Regions from separate parts of the Homo sapiens genome. Here region 1 is linked to region 2. The links are chromatin contacts, found by Hi-C in ENCODE. All regions are on one chromosome and are shown on one strand. The core of a region is the stretch at or near the end of the contact, and the rest is flanking DNA. Distances in the headings are between cores, read along the strand shown. Region 1 holds the start of POLR1H (RNA polymerase I subunit H). Region 2 holds the start of ABT1 (activator of basal transcription 1).

Evidence for each region. A loop is a pair of places that touch in the nucleus more often than their neighbours do. Pooled maps may share reads with other maps.
Region 1: a map of CD8-positive, alpha-beta T cell shows a loop between it and region 2 (20-fold over the local background). The contact joins the promoter of POLR1H here to the promoter of ABT1 in region 2. A Hi-C loop is called at or near these places in 2 of 168 maps with a recorded cell type or tissue (CD8-positive, alpha-beta T cell and gastrocnemius medialis) and 8 of 50 pooled maps.

Annotation. Positions count from the first base shown.
Region 1 is chr6:30,059,874-30,063,744 of GRCh38, forward strand. POLR1H (RNA polymerase I subunit H) reads left to right here and starts at 1,392. Exons shown (of 4, transcript NM_170783.4): 1 at 1,392-1,796; 2 at 2,044-2,144; 3 at 2,351-2,460. The coding sequence starts at 1,652. It also overlaps the pseudogene POLR1HASP and a transcript of PPP1R11 not described here. RefSeq lists enhancers at 419-1,285, 1,286-2,151.
Region 2 is chr6:26,595,573-26,599,862 of GRCh38, forward strand. It overlaps ABT1 (activator of basal transcription 1), which reads left to right and starts at 1,381. Exons shown (of 3, transcript NM_013375.4): 1 at 1,381-1,651; 2 at 2,342-2,538; 3 at 2,693-4,290. The coding sequence starts at 1,411. The coding sequence ends at 3,073. RefSeq lists enhancers at 263-412, 513-672, 1,230-1,669.

The DNA.
Region 1 (3,871 bases), core at 142-2,641, 3.5 Mb after region 2:
TGCCTTTTAATGCTTTGTTCCTTTACTGCAATTCACAGGGGATGTTGGCTGTTTTTCAAATTAAAAACAGAAAACTGAGGAGGGTAGAATTTCAAGTTCCATTTTCAAAGGAGACACACAGATAAGTGAGAATAAAAACTGTCTACGACAATCAGCTCAACAACACGTCTCCCTTTGTAAGACAGAATAACAAGCAATTTCACAGTTAAATGATAGGGCTTGTCACTCTTCAGCAGTTTGCTGAGTTTTAACCCTTTCACTATGGCGTTCTCTCCATTATTACAGAGAAAGGCAGATGGGAGCCTCTCCCAGCGAAAAGACTACAGCTTGTGTCCTTCATAGGAGAAAACAGTGATGGCTCCAGAACTTTTATATGAATGAACTTAGCACAGCTATCAGAGTGGATGGTGGTGGGAGGGCTAGCAGGAAACTAGTAAACAACTACAAGCTGCCCCTTCAGGGAAAGTTTCTACTTGGAATATAAGTTACAGATTAATGAAAATAGAAAGATTTCCCAAAGATACTTATTCTCATGTTTTATAAAAGATCAGGGAAATGTCAGCTGTCCACTTAACGGATGACATAATGAATTAAGAGTTCGATAGGCGGCAGGCACAACTAAAAGCCAAACTCGACCTAAGTCTTATGAAATCCTACTTAATGAGCTTTCTTGACTACTGCTAGCCTCACTTATCTGGCAGGAGTCGAAGGAGAGGAAGCCCCAAGCTCCTCTGTTCCACCACCTCCAAAGTCCTGAACCCCTTCTCAAGTGTACCACTTCATCCCTGCTTCCTTTCGTCCCGTGGGACTAAGCATTCCTCGGGCCTTCACTCTCACCACTTGCTGTCCCTCAAAAAGCCGACTCACCCCTTTCCAAGCGCAGTGAACCGTCCGCAAAGCACGAGGCCGGTTGCGAGCTGCAGAAAGCCCACGCTCGCCAGCGGGACCCAAGGAACGCTAGAACTATACGTCCCAGAACACTTAGCTTTGTTTTTAACTACGGTGCAGCCGCAAAAGGGAAATACCGGCTCAGGACCCAGGGGAGTTGTAGTTCTCTAATCCAAAGAAATCATTATTTGGCAACGTACGGTTTTCAGGGGGATATACCCCGCGACTGCGTTCCTGTAGGATGTGAGACAAAGAGAATAAATATCCCAGGATTGGGTGCTGGTGGGAAAATTTGCTGGAAGCGCAGCATTGGTTACCAATTTTGTGCTCAACCTCTCAGTACCAGGGTGAAAGTGGAGACGCAATCTCCCTTGGAAGACGTTAGTCTCCATCTCTAACGCTCCCGAGACACGGTTCGCAATTAATTATGACGTCACAGCCAATCGTCAACGCGAAAGCCTGACGCTCTAGCCGGCTCTATCTCGCTGCCCCGCCGCGGGCGCAGAGCTGGCGCTCTAGCCCACGGAGTTGGTTAACTCCTCTCACCGGCCCCTGGAAAGGGTTCCAAGTCCTTTAGTACCCGACGCTGTCTGGGAATTCCGGGCGTTTCGGCTCCTTGGTCGCAGAGGCAGGAGGCGTGCGTGGCAGGAGGGTTCGGGTTATATACTCCTAGGTCCTGGGACAGAATAGTTACGACCTCTGGGACAGGAACTCTTCTCTCTTTTGTTAATAAACTTCCAACTCCCTCCTCAGACCCGACCGCATGTCTGTCATGGACCTCGCCAATACTTGCTCCAGCTTTCAGTCGGACCTGGATTTCTGTTCAGATTGCGGCTCGGTCCTGCCTCTGCCCGGGGCTCAGGATACGGTCACCTGTATTCGCTGTGGCTTCAACATCAACGTTCGGGGTGAGAGGCTTGTACGCAGGGGTCCTGGCGGAGGGCGCAGGGTCGGAAGCTTGGGGAACTCAAGATCGGTTGGGTTGAGGAGGGGATCCTAGAGCAGGACATCAGGCGGTTGTACATTTGGTCTAGCGATGAAAACTGAGGGAAAGGATGTAGGGCCTCCTGGCCTAACCAGCCAGGGGAAAGGGGAGGTTTCCGGTGTCAGCTCTCTCTGGTTGTCTCCATAACCAGTTCTTACTTGCCTGTGCAGACTTTGAGGGGAAGGTTGTGAAGACTTCGGTTGTGTTCCACCAACTGGGGACAGCCATGCCTATGTCGGTGGAGGAAGGGCCTGAGTGCCAGGGACCTGTGGTAAGCTAATGAGATCAAGAACTGGCTCCATAAGGTGGGTAGGAAAGAAATGGAGGAGTGATTGCAAAGCTCTGGAGAGTTTTGTGCCCAATTCCAAGAGGGAAAAGAGATGTAAACCATCGACGTTTGAGAGGCGTGATCGCCTGATTCCTGTGGGAAGTAAGGGGATATGACCAGGCCTCCCTAACCCACCAGTTTCTTCCCAGGTTGACAGGCGCTGCCCTCGATGTGGTCATGAAGGAATGGCATACCACACCAGACAGATGCGTTCAGCCGATGAAGGGCAAACTGTCTTCTACACCTGTACCAACTGCAAGTGAGTATTCTTTCCCCTCCCTCTGCTCAGTCTGTTTGCTAACTAAACAAATCCAGTGATTTATTTTTTTGTACGAAATGGCCGTTTCCCTTGGTCCCATCCCTTATTTCTGTGCAGTTCTGGTAATAGGGAGATTTGTAGTTGTTTTTTATTTTTTTAAGTTACACTTTTTTAAACCTTTTTATAACCAGTGAAATAAACCTTTTAGGATTTTTTTTTTTTTTTTTTTTTTTTTTTGACAGGGTGTCGCTCTGTCACCTAGCCTGGAGTGCAGCGAGGCAATCTTGGCTCACTGCAACCTCCGCCTCCTGGGCTCAGGTAATCCTCCCACCTCAGCCTCCAAAGTAGCTGGGACCACAGACACATGCCACCACGCCTGGCTTTTTTTTTTTTTTTTTTTTTTTTTTTTTGTATTTTTAGTAGAGATGGGGTTTCTCTATGTTTCCCAGGCTGGTCTTGAACTTCTGAGCTCAAGTGATCCACCCACCTCAGCATCCCAAAGTGCTGGGATTACAGGCATGAGCCACCCCGCCTGACCTACTTTTAGGATATTTAAAAGGAAATGAAGAAAAAAAAAACAACATAAGAAGCAGGTATTGTTTAGTGGTCAGCATCTTATACTGCAGTCTTCAACCGCAGTCAAGGTAGCTTTCTTTGGAGAGAATTAGTCACACATGACTTAGAGAACATGGGCTTTCTGAATGCTTTTAAGACCTCATTTTTGTCTTTGGTGTTCTGCAGTCACTATAGTATATCAAAATACGATTTTCTTTTATTCTGTTTGGGATTTGTTGGACTTTCTGAAACTGAGAGTGGACTTTTTTTTCATCAACCTTGGAAAATTATCAGCCATCATCTCTTTTAATATTCTCTTTCCCCCATGTTCTCAGTCCTCACATTCTGGACCTCGAATTAGTTACTAGAAAGAGGTTTCTCTCTTCTGTCCTCCATTTCTCTCACCTTCTTTTCATATTTTCAATTGCTGTTCTCTTTATGCCACCTTCTGAGTAATTTCTTCAGGTCCCTCTTCCATGTCACTAATTCTGTCTTCAGTTTATTTCAAGTATTATTATTTTTTACTATTGTTATTATTTTGAGTTCTATTTAATTACTTTTCAAATCTCCTTAATTTTTAAATAATTATCAGTTCTTTAATCATATTTTAAATTGTTCCTTTTATTATTCTTTAAATATATATTTAAAATATTAAATATGGTTATTATATTCTATGTCTTATAATTCTGATATCTGCGGATTTTGTGTGTCTGATGCTGCTGTCTTTTGTTTCTGCTGTCTCTCTCATAGTGCTTTTTTTCTTTGTTTTGTGATTTTTGACTATAAATTCGAGTTTTTTAGAACTTGAACTGTAGGAATTCTTTGAGGCCTTGGGCGAGTGCTGTATTCTCAGCAT
Region 2 (4,290 bases), core at 131-2,630:
ATGAAACAGGCGTGTTTGAATTCGAGAAGTCTATTATTAGACTTTTAGACACTCCATGAAAGAGTGCAGGGCCCTGTTACTTTAGAAATATACTTGGGGACTGGCAAAAACTGTCATCTCTGATTTTAATAGTGGACACATTTACTCCCTGCTTCCATTCTCTGGGCTACTCTGCGCTCTTGGAGCGAGATGGGAAATTTTGTCAGGCCGCAGCAAGGACGGATTTATGTTGATAGTCATCAAACTCGCCCCGGGCTGCTTCCAGAAAGCTAACCGGATTACTTGTACGCGGTTCCCAGCACTGTCCTTTGCAGTCAGCTTGTCGCTGGCGCCGATGGGAAGAACTGAAACGCCTCAAGGGTGGGGACGGCGCCCCCTGCTGGTCGCGCCCTCGGGCGACGATAAGAGACTGAGGACCCGAGCCCGCGCGGGGAAAACTGCCCTGAGCTTGGCTTAGGGATGGTCCGCAGGCCGCCTGGTGGGAGCAGGACCGCCGTGGCCCGGTCCGTTCTGCGGTTGCGTAGGTCATAGAAGGAAAAGTGGTTTGTGATCTGATAGGGAATCTGAGGACAGACCCAGGGAGAGCAGAAATAAGCGCGCCGCCGGGGGGTCGCCAGAATTGGAGGCTTGTGCGCCTCTGACAAGTATTTGCAACATAAGTATGCATATGGATAATGTATCAATACACACGTGTAATAGATGCCAAACAAATTCTTCAAATAATTGTCACACATTTAAATTTTCAGACATTCACAAAATCAAATGTAAAATATTAAACTGAAAGTTCACAACTTAAATTTTCAAAAATTAAATCTAATTAAATTTCCAAAGTTGAACTGTTTTCAAAATTAAATTTTAAAATATTCAAAATTCCGAGGTAAATTTCCAGAAATAGTTAAAACCTCAAAACTCAAAATTTTTAAATGAAATTTATAAACTTTAAAAGGTGAGTCATTCCTCAGCTGGAATCGCACCCGGGGCCCTTGAATAAAATGCTATTTTGATCGCTAGAACACATAGAAACTTCTCTAAAATTGTTCTGCAAAATTCCCTAAAAAGCCGGCATCAACCCGCCTTTTAGCGTCTCGACAAGGCGTTCTATAGGGTAGGTTATATTTGGGGATCTGCCTTTTCTGGTTCTGCCTGTCCTGAGTTGGAGATCTGACCGGGAATCTGAGCCTAACCCAAGTTTCCCATCCCGCTTCCACGCTCTGAATCAGGCTTCCGACCTGACACACCACTTCCTCCCTCTCCCCTCGGCCTTCCCCTGGACCCGACTGTATTGCCCAATCATTTCCTTTCATTTGTCATCACCACCTTGGACCCGCCCCCTCGTCTCAGGCCGTCGCACGCGTTTTGCGTCAGTTGGCAAGGCACTTTACGGCCGTCGTGCCGCTCGTGTCAGTCAACATGGAGGCAGAGGAATCGGAGAAGGCCGCAACGGAGCAAGAGCCGCTGGAAGGGACAGAACAGACACTAGATGCGGAGGAGGAGCAGGAGGAATCCGAAGAAGCGGCCTGTGGCAGCAAGAAACGGGTAGTGCCAGGTATTGTGTACCTGGGCCATATCCCGCCGCGCTTCCGGCCCCTGCACGTCCGCAACCTTCTCAGCGCCTATGGCGAGGTCGGACGCGTCTTCTTTCAGGCTGAGGGTAAGTATGCAGGCCCTGACGGTGACAGGAGGAGGTTGTCGCTCGCTGGCGGGGTGCAAGCATGCATGTCCTGTTGCTTCGCTGCGCGAGGCTGAGGCACGAGTTGCTGGATTTTGGGGGTGGGGAGTGCGGTGCTTGGCTCCTGGCTGGTGAATCAGTCTGTGAGGATGCTGGGGTGGGCGGGCGGAGGGGATATGGGGAGAGTGGGTAGCGCAGTGTGTCTGGTGGTTCTTTAGTTCTCGGATTGTTACTATTTGTGTTCTTATCCCGGCTCTGTTCACCTCTCTTTCCGGACCTGTTTACTGGTTTGTTACATGAATACAACCTGAGTAAAAGTCTCGTCAGCTTTTCTACAAAACTGAACATAACTCTTTAGCATTGCTGCCTAGGTCAAGAAACTATTTGATCAACCGCCCCTCTTCTTTCCACCCTCAATTTTACATTGAGGCTGAGGACTTGTGCCGGTTTTAAGCAGCGTTCAGGGCTGGCCAGATTAAGGAGTGGACAATTAAGGAAAGAATTGAGTTAGCTAGAGGAAAGGGTGCGATTTACAGTTCCCTTCCTCCTGGGCAAAAACTCTTCAGGTGGGACTCCCACTGGCAGATGTGAAGAACGTTGCGGGCAGTGGGAGGTGCTTTTGAGTGAGTGCTGCATAGGCGTCCTGGACGGGTCTTTGTCTTTGGCGCGCAGACCGGTTCGTGAGACGCAAGAAGAAGGCAGCAGCAGCTGCCGGAGGAAAAAAGCGGTCCTACACCAAGGACTACACCGAGGGATGGGTGGAGTTCCGTGACAAGCGCATAGCCAAGCGCGTGGCGGCCAGTCTACACAACACGCCTATGGGTGCCCGCAGGCGCAGCCCCTTCCGTTATGATCTTTGGAACCTCAAGGTGAGAAGATAGATCTTTCTGCCACACCTCTCACCCTCCCTTCTCCCCAACTCTGGCCCAAGTATCCCCATGGCCTCTCATTGGCCTTGTCCCCTTGTCTCATCTTTCTCCCTAATCTGCACTATCCTGATCTTTTCTTCTTTTCTGCCCACAGTACTTGCACCGTTTCACCTGGTCCCACCTCAGCGAGCACCTCGCCTTTGAGCGCCAGGTGCGCAGGCAGCGCTTGAGAGCGGAGGTTGCTCAAGCCAAGCGTGAGACCGACTTCTATCTTCAAAGTGTGGAACGGGGACAACGCTTTCTTGCGGCCGATGGGGACCCTGCTCGCCCAGATGGCTCCTGGACATTTGCCCAGCGTCCTACTGAGCAGGAACTGAGGGCCCGTAAAGCAGCACGGCCAGGGGGACGTGAACGGGCTCGCCTGGCAACTGCCCAGGACAAGGCCCGCTCCAACAAAGGGCTCCTGGCCAGGATCTTTGGAGCCCCGCCACCCTCAGAGAGCATGGAGGGACCTTCCCTTGTCAGGGACTCCTGAGGGCCTGGGTGGCCCCTTCCATTTCCTGGCCCTGCTCTGCTTCCTGTCTACCTCATACTAGAATGATCGTGACTACCCGGGCAGACATTTTACTGTGTTTCTCAGACCAAGTGTCTACTGATGGCCCAAACATGGAGTTTTGTGGGCTTCCACTGTCCCCACTCCGAACTCCTGTATGTGCCTGGCTGAGTCACCTAATTCATACTGTCATACTAGCATAATTATGACTATTGCATATGCTTGTTTTGTTTGACTCTTGGCTGCCTACGTCTGTAGGGTCCCCTGAAAATCCCACTTCCTGCCCCCAGAAAGGGCCTTTATTTCCAACTAGGAGGATAATGCCTAGTCCAGGCAATCTTTCTCTGTTTAGCAGTCACAGGTGAGGGTGGTATTAGCATCTTTTTTATGTAGAAAAAATTGAGTTAATGGGGTGGACTGGGTTGGGAAGAAATACATTTCCTAATGTATTTATAGAAAATAAAAATATTTTTATGTGCCTTTTTATTTTTGTTGGTGGGGAGGTCATTGGACAAGTTCCAACTTTCATCTTGTGTTCCCTTCACCTTCATATCCTGATCTTAGAGCCCCCCTCCCCCTGCCACCCACCTTACTGTTTAACCTGGATTTTTTTTTCTATTTAATTTTTGTCTAATATCTTAGCCCAGTTTATCAATCAGTTATCTTAAGTCAGCATTTTCTAAGCCATTGTTTGAGGAAACAGTGACAATAGGTAATAACACATCTTAGTATTAAGAGTTTTACAGGCCACTAGTATAAGATAGGCATCGTGGTAGATGCATATAAAGGGTGGAATGGGAGCCATGGCAGGTCATAGAGTCCTCTCAATGGGAACCTGATTGATGATCACAGTCTTCAGTGGTGAGTCAGTCCTCACCAAGTTTTCCAGATCATTCCTACAAAGTAAACTGGGAGAATAATAAGTCTGAAAGAGTGTGGAGTGCTCCCACAATTACAAAGAATGCTTCCTGGGTGGAGTGTTGAGTTGGAACCATTGTAAAGGTGGGCAAAGCCTAGTAGAGAACCAGTGCACCTCAGGTGCACTTACATATGGTGGGGCTGAGGCAAAGCAGCCCTGTAGGCTTCAAAGAATCAGTGTAAGCCACTAAAAGGAACTGAAAACCTAGGTGTCACAATAAACAGTCTACACAGTCTCACGTAGACCAAAATTCTGATCATTTTCCAGGCTGTTGCATGAA